Linked DNA regions of Homo sapiens: region 2 is linked to region 1. A link is a contact called in ENCODE Hi-C or POLR2A ChIA-PET data. All regions are on one chromosome and are shown on one strand. Each heading gives the region's core, a stretch centred on a gene start or an enhancer-like site at or near the end of the contact. The rest is flanking DNA. Distances are from core to core; before and after follow the strand shown. Region 1 has its middle 45 kb from the start of FAM136A. Region 2 overlaps TGFA (transforming growth factor alpha).

The links. Hi-C counts contacts between places; a loop is a spot of excess contacts on that map. ChIA-PET counts read pairs that join two places held with the same protein, here RNA polymerase II (POLR2A). Pooled maps may share reads with other maps.
Region 2: a loop to region 1 is called in a pooled map, with 2.8 times the contacts of the local background. The contact joins two enhancer-like sites. A Hi-C loop is called at or near these places in 4 of 168 maps with a recorded cell type or tissue (Calu3, mammary epithelial cell and naive thymus-derived CD4-positive, alpha-beta T cell) and 11 of 50 pooled maps. POLR2A ChIA-PET finds 5 or more read pairs at or near these places in 1 of 52 experiments (MCF 10A).

The regions. Positions count from the first base shown.
Region 1 is chr2:70,342,818-70,350,399 of GRCh38, reverse strand. It overlaps the pseudogene BRD7P6. Among named protein-coding and RNA genes, the nearest start is that of FAM136A, 45 kb to the right of the region's middle. Within about 2 kb of position 6,024, at least 3 of the 41 ENCODE cell types and tissues checked have a DNase peak (open chromatin) inside an H3K27ac peak, as active enhancers do.
Region 2 is chr2:70,507,320-70,514,094 of GRCh38, reverse strand. The region is part of intron 2 of TGFA (transforming growth factor alpha); the gene reads left to right. Among named protein-coding and RNA genes, the nearest start is that of TGFA-IT1, 29 kb to the right of the region's middle. Within about 2 kb of position 4,339, at least 3 of the 41 ENCODE cell types and tissues checked have a DNase peak (open chromatin) inside an H3K27ac peak, as active enhancers do.

The DNA.
Region 1 (7,582 bases), core at 4,775-7,274:
AAACTCATAGAAACAGAATGGCAGAATGGTGATTACCAGGGGCTGGGAGTATGAGGACTGGGGAGGTATTGGTCAAAGGATACAAATCTTTTGTTTATACAGGAGGAATAAGTTCAGGGGAGCTATTGTATAGCAAGGTGACTATATTTAACAATATCATGTTGTATACTACCCTCTCTGCTGAAAGGGTAGATCTTAAGTGTTCTCACCATACATACACACACACACACGTACACACACACACACACAAAGGTAACTGTGTGAGGTAATTGATATGTTAATTAGCTTGTGGTATTTCACAATGTTTACATATACCAAATCATCAAGTTGTACAACTTAAATATATGCAATGTTTAACTGTCAACTATACCTCAGTAAAGTTGGGGGGAATGGGAATTCATCCTTCTGCAAAAGTTATACAGTTTTAATTCCTATAGTTTTATGATGTCTTCATAACTTAAGGGCAAATATCCTCATCATACTCATCTTCAATATTGTCTTAGCTCTTCTTTAACCTTTTTAATACTAATTTTGTCAAGTTTCATGAAACCTCCTACTGAAAGTTTTAGTTGAATTACATTAAATTTATAATTTCGGGGAGAATTGTTACCATTTATGACTATAGTATATCTCTCTGTATTAGTCTACAGTCTCCAGAAAAACAGAACCAATACAGGGTGTGTGTGTGTGTGTGTGTGTGTGTGTGTGCGTGTGTGTGTGTGTGGGTGTAGAGAGAGAGATTTTAAAGAATTGGCTCACACAGTTGTGGGGCTTGCAAGTCCAAAATCTGTAGGGCAGGCCAGCAGCCTGGAAATTTCAGCAGAAATTGATGTTGCAGTCTTGAATCCTGAGGTAGTCTGGAAGCAGAATTCCTTCCTCTCACAGAGACGGCCATCTTTTCTCTGAGGCCACCCACAGTATGGAGAATAATCTGCTTTCCTCAATATCTCCTGATTTCAGTGTTAACCTAATATGAAAAAATACCTTCCTAGCAACATCTAGATCACTGTTTGAGCCAATAACTGGGTACCATAGCCCAGCCAGGTTGACACTTTAAATTAACTACCACGTTCTCCATGTTTTTAGGTCTTCTTTGATGTCTTCCATAAAGGTTTTGCATATCTGCTTGTTAGACTTATTACTGGATTCATAGTTTTTGTTGCTGTTGGAAATAGTATACATATATTTCTAACTTTATATTGAGGTATAGCATTCATATGGCAAAGTGCACAAATCACAAATGTCCAACTTGATGAATTTTTGCAAACCTAACACATCCATAAAACTAGCAAACAGAAACACAGAACCTTACTAACATCCCAGAAGCCCACTTGTACCTTCCTCCAGTAGCTGTTCACCACCTTTCCCCCTCATCAAGAGTAACTGCCCTGACTTCTAACACCATGATTGGTTTTCCCTGGTTTGGGATTTGATATAAATCATAGAAAATGTGCTTTTTTTTTTAAAGCTGATCTCTTAACATTCTGTTTGATATTTTTTCATATTGGATGCAGTTGTTGGTTCGTTCTCACTGCTGTTTTGAATTCCATTGATTACACCAGTCTTCTGTCAGTTTATCCATTCTACCATTGGTGGGCATTTGGGAAGCTGTTTGGGGCTAATGCAAATGGTGTTACTCTGAATATGTTTTTGGTGAACATAAAGATATAGGAAATGATTGTACATATCATTTGGTGAAAGTAGAATATAGGAAATGATGTATTTTTAATTATAATTCTGTTATTTAAGATGTTTAGGACCACTACTGAGTTTTCTAAGTCAATCTTAATTTGTCATCTGAAGACTTTTTTGGAACATATATGTAGAGAGTCGTAACACCTGGGCAATATTTCCAAGCTTTGCTGTGGCATTTGACATTCGTCCCAGGTCACCAGAGAGGCAAAAGCACCACCGCCCAGAAAGGACTCCTTCTGATAGAGGAAAAACCCTTTAAACTCCTTTGTCCTCTGGCTGGCAGCTCTCTTTGACTCAAGGCAATCTTATGAAGAGGGAGTTCTAGTCAAATAGACATAACAATTCCTACACCTGTGTCCCAACCACACACTCTTCACCTTCTGAATTTGGCCTTTGTGGTAGGCAGAATAAGACTTTCCAAAAATGTCCATGTCCTAATCCTCAGAACCTGTGAATATGTTATCGTACCTGGTAAAAGGGACTTTGTGGACGTGAATAAATTAAGGATTTTGAGATGGGGAGGTTATCCTGGATTATCTGGGTGGGCCCAAAATAATCATAAGGTTCTTTATAAGACAAAGGCAGGAAGGTCAGAGTCATAGAAGAACATGTGATTATGGAAGCAGAAGTCATATTGGCAGATGCTACCTTTGCTGGCTTTGACAATGGAGGAAGGGAGCATGGGCCAAGGAATGCAGGTGGCCTCCAGCAGCTGTAAAAACAAGGAAAAAGATCCCCTAGAGCCTCCAGAAGGAATCAGCCCTTTTGTCCCTTGACATTAGCCCAGTGAGATTGATTTTAGACTTCTGATCTTCAGAACTGTAAGATAATAAATTTGTGTTGTTTTAAACTACTAAATTTACAGTAATTTATTATAGCAGCAATACAGACTTCATCCCCAGCTCCCCTGCCCCCAGGTAACTGGAGAGGGTGATTTCCTGCTTCCTGCAGAGCACCACTCCCAACCCCACCCCTGGTCCTCACTGCAGGACTTGGTAGATGAACAGGGCTCTCTACTAACTTTCTTTCACATATAGATGCACCTTGATTTACAATGGGGTTACATCCTGATAAACCCACCATAAGTTGAAAGTACTAAAAATCCAAAATGCATTGAATATGCCTAACCTACTGAACATCAGAGCTTAGCCTAGTCTACCTTAAAAGTCCTCAGAACACTTACATTACTCTACAGTTGAGCAAATCATTGAACACAAAGCTTATTTTATAATAGTGTTAAATATCTCATGTAATTTATTGAATACTATACTGAAGTTGGAAAACAGAATGGTTGTGTTAAACTAAACTAAAACTTAAAGCCCTTGGCATAAGCATTCTAGGATTTACAGTAGCAGTGGAACTTAATCTTATGACTAATAATCTCAAACTTGAATCCCCTTCACACACATATAAATTCTTCAACATATTAGGTTTCTTCCCATTACAATACACCACATGATATCATATTCAAACCTCACTGCAACCAAAATATAACATCTCTTCTATTAGACTTAATTGCAATAGAAAAAACAATATCAACAAATGTAGCCCAATTCCAAAAACTCAAAGTACAGTTTCTGCTGAATGTGTATCACTTTTGTACCATCTAAAGTCAAAAAATCCTAAATCAAACAATCCTAAGTCAGGGACCATCCACACAGTCTTCAAGAGGTCCCTGGTACAGGCAGGGCTGCCTGTCTCTCTTCTCTGTTCCCATGCTGGGGCCTCCCTGGTTGTTCCCTGCCCTCCCTCAGGTGCTGTCAGTCCACAGAGAGAAGAGAAGCCATGTTCAGAGGCATGGCCAGGTTCTAACAAAAGGGGAAGCCAGTAGCAGTGCCCAGGCTCAAAACCTTCCTCTAAAATCTCATCAGCACCCCCTCACCACCACCCCACACAAGCCACCTCCTAAAACACTCGGTGCAAAACCCTGCAATTGCAGCTTCAAGACAAGTTCCCTAACTCTGTTCCACTCTCTTCCAGCTGGATTGCATCCCCTAAATCCAGTGATCCAGAAATTCTGGAGCCTCCACCAGGAAGAGAGAGCATAGGGTTGGATAACAGGGCAGGTCCCAGGCATTGTTTTGATTCTTGTTCTAAAGGGGCTTGGGCCCTCAGAACAAACTGGAAAACCCACCACCTTTTCATACCAGAGCATATCCCTGGTTTGCTTGAGAAGGACTCTCTAATGGCAGAGTTTTAGAGCCTCTAGGGGGAAAGGGTGAAGGTTGCATAATTGCTTACAAAACCTAGGCTAGGCACGGTGGCCCACACCTGTAATCTCAGCACTTTGGAAAGCAGAGGTGAGAGAATCGCTTGAGCTCAGGAGTTGGAGACCAGCCTGGTAACATAGTGAGACCCCGTCTCTACAAAAATTAAAAATTAGCCAGGCGTGGTCCCAGCTGCGCGGTAGGCTGAGGTGGAAGGATTGCTTGAGCCCAGGAGACCGAGGCTGCAGTGAGATGTGATTGTGCCACTTCACTCCACTCTGAGCAAGAGAGCAAGACCTTGTCTCAAACAGGTCTCTAAGGAGTTCTTAGAGAACCCAGCAACACCTGAGGGACCCTTAAGGTCTCCTACAGGTAGCCAAGACTCTTAAAACTAGGACTAGGGCACAAAGGACTCAAAGGAAGAGTCTGAACTGAAATGAGGACACACTTAGCATGATTGAAGAGAGTTTAATAAAGAGATCAGTCGCATGGTGGGAACCAGATTAAGGGCAACAATCCTGTGATTTATCCTGAAACTAGCAACAGTGGGGAGCTGTTGCTATCTCTAGACCTGAGGGGCAAGGGAGGGAGTGGACACACAGAGAGACCCATGGCCATGGGAGCGAGCTGTTTAAAGGGAGTCACAGCCTTCAGCAGAGAGAGGCAGCCATCGCCAGCCCAAGCCCTTAATGAGACACATTAAGCCTCAAGCACCTTTAACCGCTTTTGCACTTAAAGCAGAGGCCCATTGGTGAAGCAAAGGAGAAATCACAGAGTGGCCCTCTGCTTCTTACTCTCATTCCTTGGCCCTAGAGTTGGGTACTTCTTACAGCCAGGGGACCTGCAGGCTCCTGTTCATTGCCCCCATAGCAGGAAGACAAGGGAGAGCTGGGTTGGATCTTACCTTGGTGGTCCTGGGCCAGATGAAGGATGCCACCTAAACCTCTCTCACACCACCACCCACGTGCACACATACACTTGTACATCTCTATGCATATGTATTAAGAGCTATCAAGGGGCCGGGCATGGTGGCTCACGTCTGTAATCCCAGCACTTTGGGAGGCCAAGGTGGGCAGATCACCTGAGGTTGGGAGTTCAAAACCAGCCTGACCAACATGCAGAAGCCCTGTCTCTACTAAAAATACAAAAAATTAGCCGGGCATGGTGGTGCATGCCTGTAATCCCAACTACTCGGGAGGCTGAGGCGGAGAATCACTTGAACCTTGGAGGCGGAGGTTGCGGTGAGCCGAGATCATGCCATTGTACTCCAGCCTGGGCAACAAGATCGAAACTCTGTCTCAAAAAAAAAAAAAAAAAAAAAAAAAGGCTGTAAGTACTCTGCAGTTGTTAGTTATTTTATTATCAGGGATGCTCTTGGTGGGGTAAATTGGTCTTTAAAATACAAAGAGATTTTGAAGGTCCTGAAAGCAACCTGGAGTGGAAGCGATGAGAAGAAGAAAAAGAGGAGGGCAAACAAGTAAAGAGAAGATCATAAGATGGCTTAAGATTGGAGTCCACTGTAATAAAACAACCAACAAGACATCTCTAGTGGTGGGATGTCAAAGGATTGTAAGAATACATTTAATTTGGAACTGCTGCGTTGTCATGATGTAAACTCCTCCTCTGCCCCAACCCCTAGTACCACAGTGAAGTCTGATCCACACACAACTTGCCTTGTTTGGCGGGAGTGTGGATCATGTGGAAAAAGGAAGAGATTGTACTGCACACATAGGAGAAGGCAGAGTTGGATGGAGACAGTCTTTAAACTGAGGAAGCAGAAGTTTAGAACCAGTGGAAACCATAAGCCTCTCTCCCACTATTTCTCCATCCACACCCTAGCCCACAGCCCTAAGAACCCACAGAAATGTTAGGGAGACCTCTGGATTTCCCATTTGTGAAATAGATGGCTCAAAGGAAGTTTATCTAATTCTTAAGGAATTAGGTGACCCTAACTGACACTTGGGCAACACTTCAATAGACTCAAAACAGGCTGAGACAAGGTTCTTGAATTTGCTTTATTCTGTTATTCAATGATTAGTCATTCATTCATTTATTCACTCATTCAGACATGCAGGCAGTCAATGAATCACATCTACAGAGGATTGGCCACAGGGAAGGCACTGAGCAGTAAGCACTGGAGATTCAACAGTGAACAAGTTCCTGTCCCCACCCTGAAGGCACTTCTGACTGATGAGTGACACAGGCAAGATGAGCACAGAGAGACAAGGAGGCACAGGACCCCGTGGTCATCCAGGCTCTAGGCAGTAGAAGTGGCACATTGGAGGGAAGTGGCAAGGAAGCCCTCCCTCTGGAAATGATTTGGCTGTGGCTGGCATCACCCAGGTCCCTCCAAATGCCTTCCTTTCAGCTGTACCCCAAGACCCATCTTGGCTACTTACAGTCCCCTTCCTCTAAGCAGCAAGTTCTTCTCCATCTCAGCTGCAGCCACTCTGACTTCTGGATTCTCCTCACTCCAGTCCAAGCAGTGAAGTAAGACAGTCTTCCCGGCTCCCTTTTTCTGTTACTTCTCAAAAAATAAAGTACCCAGGCATCTCAGTTTTAAGGATTTGACTGCTAATTACTATAAGGTCATAGGGGACATAAAAAGTGATAAAATGGGTCTGTGTTAGTTACAAAGATTCCAAAATCTTACCACATTCTTAAAGTCCTGATCTTGAGTCAGGAGTTCCTGACTTTCTCTGAGATAGTAAATGAAATGATGATGATGATAATAATAATAGGAGGGGCCAGGCGTGGTGTCTCATGCCTGTAATCCTAGCACTTTGGGAAGCTGAGGCGAGTGGATCACTTGAGTTCAAAACCAGCCTGGCCAACATGGTGAAACCCCATCTCTACCAAAAATATTAAAAATTAGATGGGTGTGGTGGCACGCACCTGTAATCCCAGCTACTCAGGAGGCTGAGGCAGGAGAATCACTTGAACCCAGGAGGCAGAGGTTGCAGTGAGCCGAGATTGTGCCACTGCACTCCAGCCTGGGCAACAGAGTAAGACTCCACCTCAAAAAAATAATAACAGCAGGTATTGGGTGTCTAGGATTTCCAGGTACTTTGCATTCCACAGATATACAAATTTAATAGAATTATCCCCTTTTTGCAGATGAAGAAACAAAGGCTTATACAAAGTGGCTTGTCCAGGGGTGCAAAGCTAGAAAGACATGGATGGTAGGGCCCTGCTATTTGCACTGCACCCCACTCCACGTGTATTCCTGAAGGCAGAGTTCACCACCTCCCCCTCCTCCCTTTGACTAGACCTTGGGCAAAGGTCTGAGGGACCCATTCCCCCATGCTAGCCCCTCTTCCCAGACTCAAAACAGAATCATGGTTGCTTTCCCTTGTTTCAAGTAGGCAACCAGCCTCATCAAGGGTCCCTGGGCTAGGCGATGCCAGGCTGCTCTGAGCTTCAGGACTGACCTGGATTCCTTACCTTCCTTTTCCTCACAAGCACATTCTTATGCTCAGGTAAGCAAGGAACTCACTCAACAAGGAAGAGGTTGGAGCCTGCAAATAAGGATGTTTTCTGTTTCACATACTGTTGTAAGGATAAAATCATTTTTGTGAAAACATGTGACACAGAGTAGGTACTAGATATGTGTGAGTTGATGCTAAACAGGCTTTTCACTCATCTCTAACAAACTCTTCTCAAGCCATCTACCCAATCCT
Region 2 (6,775 bases), core at 3,090-5,589, 170 kb before region 1:
ATTGGATATTTACGGTGGCTCTAGTTTCTTAAGTTATGATGCTACCTCTTCATGCCTAGAAGCTTTTTCCACCTTTTGGATTCTTTCCTCAGCATGTGTCTCCGGAAACAGGAATAAATACAGATTTATGACCCTTGGTACAAACTGCCAGATAGCTTTCCGAGTGAATGGTGCTGATTTCTCCCAGCAGTGTGTGAGTGCACCAGTCCCACAACTCCCTGGTTAGCACAGAGTGTGTTTCAGTAACTTCTGCTCCCATCTGTTACTGCACTAGCCTCCTGCTGTGTCTCCATAGTTATTTCAGAGAGGTTCCAGTGGGAGGGGGCGGGTTTCTTACCTATTCATAAATTCTGTAGCCAACCACACCGTGTCCCTGGTCTCTTCTCCTCCTTCAGGCCTTTCCCTCCAAACCCACTGGAGGCGACACTGCCAGTCCCACTGGGTACCACTGCTCCTGCAGCCCCACCAGTCCCCCTTGCTACTGTTATCCTTGATGCGCTTGGACCCTTAAGGTGCCTAAGCCACTTGGTGGTCCATGATGACACAGAAGAAAATGCCTGTCCCACTCTGTGTCGTGCTTTGTTGGGGCTGGAAGTGGAAAGGTGTAAGTGTGTCCACCTCAAAACAGTGCATCTGGAGTCCAGGGTCTACTAGGGTTTCCATAAAGCAGTACTTTCACTTTTTAATTACCTCCCATCCACAAAGGACTCAGATATGAACATATAGGGAGGAAAAAGAGGATAGCTTAGTAACTTCACCATGCCATTCTCAGAATTGCCCCAACCCCCTTTCTAGAATGCACTTGCCCCAAGCTTCACCTTCTGCCCCTCCTACAGATAGACCTCTGGTGACCTGCCCAAACACTAGAAAGTACTGATACTCTAGCAACACTTACGCACTGGGTATCATTTGAGAGAACCTGGACACTGGGCCAGTTGGGGGTTACCACTCATTTTGATACTTGTCACTATGATCTCCACGCATCTCCATGGGCTAAGAAGCCTCCTGTGTTTTCCTCACCCTCCCTGTTCTCTTCTAAGCCAAATTGGGTAGAACTGAGGTATAAAGGCCTTGAGATTAAGCCAGAAGGGGGAGATGGAGTCCTGTGCCCCAGGCCTCTATCCCTAGTTTCCCGGCTCTCTGGTGAAGCCTTCCTCCTGCTCCTCCTGATTCACACTCTAAGACCTGGTAGGCCAAGAGCCATGTTCTCCACTGAATCAGGTGACAAGTTGCAATGATGGCAAGTGCTGACACTGCCATGCATAGAGAAGGGGGTCCTCTTGGTTATTTGACCCCCTCCTCCAAGTCTCCATCCATTCAGACAGACAAGAAAACCCTAAGGGATGTCGCCCTGGAGCCTGTTCCCCAGGAGCCTGGCATAACTCCTGCCTAGGCCTTTTGGGGTTCCCTAGGCCCTGCTGGGCAGATGTGGGCAGACCTGATAAATTTGTCCAGAAGGGGACTATTCTTTTTGCAGTCGTGAACAACCTCTGTTCCATCTTTTCTTCCTGAACTTTCTATGAGAACATCTCTGAGGTTTACTTCCCCTCATTGTGACATGTGGTCAGAAAACAGCAGTTGAACCCCTGCTGCGTTGCATATTACCCTGTAACCAGCTCAGTGCCACTCGGGGGCCTGAGGTGGTCTGTGAGAGCAGAGGCAGTGCCACACCTTCTAAAGTCCAGAGAGCCTCAAGCCCCCCGGGTTGGCTGCCAGTCTGCAGAGGAGGGAGGTGGCTGCCCGTCTGCCCTCTCTGTTGCTCTCTGTTTGATGGGTCACTGAGCTACAGAACTTGCACCCCAGGGCCTTAGAGATTTAATGAAATTACTCTTTCCAGAGTTATTTACTCTTGGCCCTGCCCCATGAGACCCAGACATGAATCCAGAGAGGGCTGGGCCAGGAGAAAAGTCCAAGTGGTGATGACCGTGTTATAGTCACACCTCCAAAGGCTGGGGCTTTATGACTAGATCAGGCTTATGCTTAACTTTCTTTCCTTTAGGGTGTCCTTCCTGTCCCCTAGAGGACTGCTCAGGCCCTGGTAGGCCTTCCCACCCCATCCCACCCACTCTCTCATCACCGCACAGGGCTGAAATCCTGTGGTGGGCGCAGCTCAAACTGGGGACCAACTCCCACCAGCCACACTCACTGCCCGTCATTGTAGCAAGTGTGTGTGTGTGTGTGTGTGTGTGTGTGTGTGTGTGTGTATTCATGACTAATAAGTAAAACTCTCTGTTAACATTGTATTAGAGAAACCTTCATCCACAGAAGAAGAGATAGTGAAATCAGTTCCTGTATACCCATCACCCAGCTTTGACAATTAGCATCATTCTGTCATTTTTCTTTGATCTATTCTCCCTATCTTTCTAATTTCTCCCTGTGCCGGGGTATTTTAAAGCAAAGCCCACTTCACTCGTAACACTTCAATGCGTATACGTAACAGATAAAGCCTTTTAAAACGTCACCACAATTCCATTACTGCACCAGAAAGGCAATGATGATTCCTTTTTGTTAGATCCTCAGATATGGAAGGTAGATGATGCTGTATTTAATTTTGTGCTACTTCGTTTTAATTTGCATTTACTTTCATGTTTTTGTATCTTGCATTCTACTTATATTTCTTTTCAGGTGAACACTGTTTTCATAAAATGTATTCATGTCTCTGCTGAGTGACTTTCACATCTGAGTGCCCCTAACTCCCAATGCTCTGGATGCTGGTGGGCTCCTTTACTCAATCCCAGAATCAATCCAGAAACAAACCATCCAGAAAAATGTAAATGGTGTGAAACCATCCCCACCAGTTAGGTGTGAAAATGGGTAATTTTAGAACAAAAGCTATAAGGACTTTACCCATGATGTAAATTTGCAGGCCTTCTCACTGTAAGAGTTGATGGGAATGAGAAATAATAACGGATGCAAGATAGGTTTTGATACATTCCTGAGTGACAGCACTAGAGCATAGGGCAACAGGAGTACTCAGGGTGAAGCCGACACACTTTAATGGAACATTGTGGAGAGAAAATTGCAAACTCCATGTGCTAATCAAAGGTGTTAAATGGGCTCAAAAGAGCATGGGGCTTATCTCATGTGGCTTTCTTGTGCATTTTTTTTCTTTTATTTTTAGAAATGAGATCTTGCTATGTTGCCCAGGCTGGTCTCAAATTCCTGGACTCCAGCAGTCCTCCCACTTTGGCCTCCCAAAGTGCTGGGATTACAAGCATGAGTCACCACGCCTGGCCTTTCTTGTGCATTTTGGGGAAAAAAAAAGTTCTGTGTTCTTATAACTTGACCATTGCTCTTGGCCTTTCTTCTTGACATTTCATTGGTTTCTTCCTGTCTTCATTTCTCTTAGATCCCCAAATATAAAGGGCAGATGATGCCAGCGTCATAGGAAACTGGCATTGTCATTAGTAAACGCTTCTCAGACAATTTGAGTGGGACAGCAGAGGGATGTGGTGACTGAGGCTGGAGGTGAGAGATCATGGGTTTTGGGCCATTTGGTCTCAGTTTTTTCTGAGTTTTCTGAGGGTTTTTTTGAGTTTTTTTGTCCAGTCACTGGGCAAGTTAGTTTTCTGGTTCCTGTTTGGATTTGTTTCCTCATCTATTGGACTTGAATCAGAAGTGGCCTGTGAGGTTTTTCACATGACCACACACTGATGGATTGGTAGAGATGACTTGGAGAGCCAGGGTGGGGAGGGTTATAAGGCTGACTGCAGGTTTTAGGAAGTACTGCACTGATCCATTGGTGATGCTAATTGTCATAGGCCCAAGGTAGGGAAGTGGTAGTGTCACTGACACGTATTTGATTTTCTTGGAACTAGATGCTTTTTTACATTCAGGTTCAAAGATTCTAGTTGCTGGAACTATACAAAGGAGCAGGCTTTCTCTGCCTTGTCCTCAAGGAGCCTCCCATGCAGGTGAGAAAAGACAGCATGGGAACCCGTGGGGGAATGTGTCACAATGATACGGGCAAACTTGGCTGACTGCTTAATGCATGATTTAGAAAATAGTTGCCATGGGAGTGAAATCAATAGCATGGTTGGGGACAGAGTATTTTTATCAGGTTGGTTGTCAATTTGTAAAGCATGCAGAGAAACATTAGCTGGAGGCAGGACGAGGGTGGCAGCACCTATAGCTTAGAACACCTGTCACACCCTCTCCAGGAAGGAGTTATGACCTATCTTCAAAAGACACTTTTAAATGCCCCTTAAGAGGGACAGAATGCACCCTGGTTAAGAAGTTGTTGGGTGGCTACTTGCTTAACCCTGAGAAATGTTGCACAGTTCCCAGGCTGCCCATCTGGTTCTCATATTTCCATGAGACTCACTCTAATGACCAAGGGGGTGTGGTGAGGGCATTACTCAGGCGCCCGGGAACCAGCCTCCAGGCTTCCATCTGCTATCTGCCTTGCATGAGCTGGGTACTCAGGGCGGCACTTTAAACCTCTGAACTTCTGCTCCTTCCTCTGGCCTGTGTCTAGGGACACCCACCTGGAATCAAGGCATGTTTGAAGGCTTGCTTAATTTAGTGTCTGGGAGGCTTCTCAGAGGTGAGGATGAAAGAACATGGAAATTTACAGTGCGATTATTCATGGGGAATGTCACCATTATCAGCTGGCTTAGGGAGATGGTGATCAGATCTCAGTGGTGACCCTGGGCTTAAATACGTTTAGGTGGCAAGTTTGAGCTGGGGGTGCACAGAAGGAAGGCAGATGAGATTATAGGGAAAAGCCTTTGAAGGCTTTACTTGTTTGGAAAACAGGTAGAACGTGTGTCAGCCAGCAAGCAAGCAATCTGGTTATTGCTCATCTCGCCTAACAAAAGCTTTTCAGAACTGCAAACTGCTTCCCCGTTCCATTGTCTAGAGTTTTCCCACATGGAGCTGAAGTCATTCTAAAATTAGAAGGCTCATGTTTTCTACCCAGGTACTACATGGCTCACCTGCTCCAAATATGTGTCTATAATACAAGACACTTGGTATGTCTCAGTTTGGGGATAAAACCACATACACTCATTTGTGTTTACTTTAAAGAATGCTTAGAAGAGCATTAGGAGGGAATGAGGGATTCTTCCTTTCCTCTCCAAGATTTATCCTTGTCATCCACATTCTCATTTCACCTTCTACTTTTTTTGCAAAGGAAATTGTGCTGGGTCAGTGCTTTTTGAGCAAAAGCTGCTCAGGGTAGTAGACAGAACACAGGATATGCAGTCCAGAATCGTAATTCTGACTCACTGGCTGCAACACCTTAACAGACCTCTTAAATCTTCTTGAACCTCCGTTCTGCCATCAATAAAATGAAGGAGTGGAATGAAGTCAATGTCTTTTCAAACTGAGTTGCAGAATCACTTTACGGGTCATAATCAACATTTTTAAAAGTGGAATTGAATAGTTTAGAGAATTTCAGAGTGCATCACATGGAGGAAGGACAGGTACCATTTCATGACTCTTGTTTTAGTTATTAATAGATTCATATATTGGCATTCTGCATCACTTTACTTGCATGAATTACACCCATATCACTTCTTCTATAATTTCCAGATTTGATTTATTCATAAATAAGAGCTTAGACACTTGCAGAGTAAGTGCCATAAATCTTTCTAGACCTATAACATTCCCCCCCTTCACCTCCCTAGTTTTTTGTTTGTTTGTTTTGAGATGGAGTTTTGCTCTTGTCACCCAGGCTAGCGTGCAATGGTGCAATCTTGGCTCACTGCAACCTCTGCCTCCCAGATTCAAGCGATTCTCCTGCCTCAGCCTCCCCAGTAGCTGGGATTACAGGCACCGGCTACCACGCCCAGCTAATTTTTGTATTTTTAGTGGAGACAGGGTTTCGCCGTGTAGGCCAGGCTGGTCTCAAACTCCTGACCTCAAATGATCCACCCGCCTCAGCGTCCCAAAGTGCTGGGTTTACAGGCATGAGCCACCATGCCCAGCCCTCCTAGTCTTTTATAGTTGTCTTATCCACCCTAACTTAGCAGCAGTTCGTCTTCATTTTTCCAAAACTCTCTACTTATAGAAACAACAGCTCTTTTCTTATGCACAGGTATTTCATTAATTTACATAATATGTAATTAAGTTACATAAGTGCAATAATGAGTACAGCTGACATAAACAGGTTTGGCAACAAATGCAAATGGCCTCTTGGTAAATATATAGCCTAACTGTTGAGAACAGAAATAGGTTGATAAACTAGAGTAGCCAACTGAGGTTTTGCATGCTGAGGGCATTGGTCTAGATGCTTTAGCAAAGAAATGGAGAGTATGGGGTTAGGTAAATCAGGGCCTTGGTTTAAGTGGAGCTCAGTTAATAGCGCATCTACCATCTTCAAAAGAGGCAAGGCAAATGACAAAACTAATGGATGTGAATATGGACATAACCTCCTGAGAAATAGCTTAACATTAATAGCGAACCGAATTCCTTAGTATTAGTAAGTGAAAACTTAAAAATTGTATATGCCCTGTGACCCAACTATCGTACTTAGGGATCTGTTTTACAGAACAATCAGATGTTAGGTTATTATCCAGTAGAGTGAAAAGTAGCCAATGTCAACAAGAGGAAAATAGTTATGGAACAGGTAGACAGATAGGCTACTATGTAGCCCTTTAAAATCATGTTGATGAGGAATGTTTAAAGATTGGGAAAATACACATGATATATACATAGAAAAAGTAGTATATAAAATTGGATGATGTAACTCGAACTTATAAACTATATACACAGATGCAAAAATACAGGGCATATAGTGTTCACATTAATGATCTCTGGTTAATGAGACTAT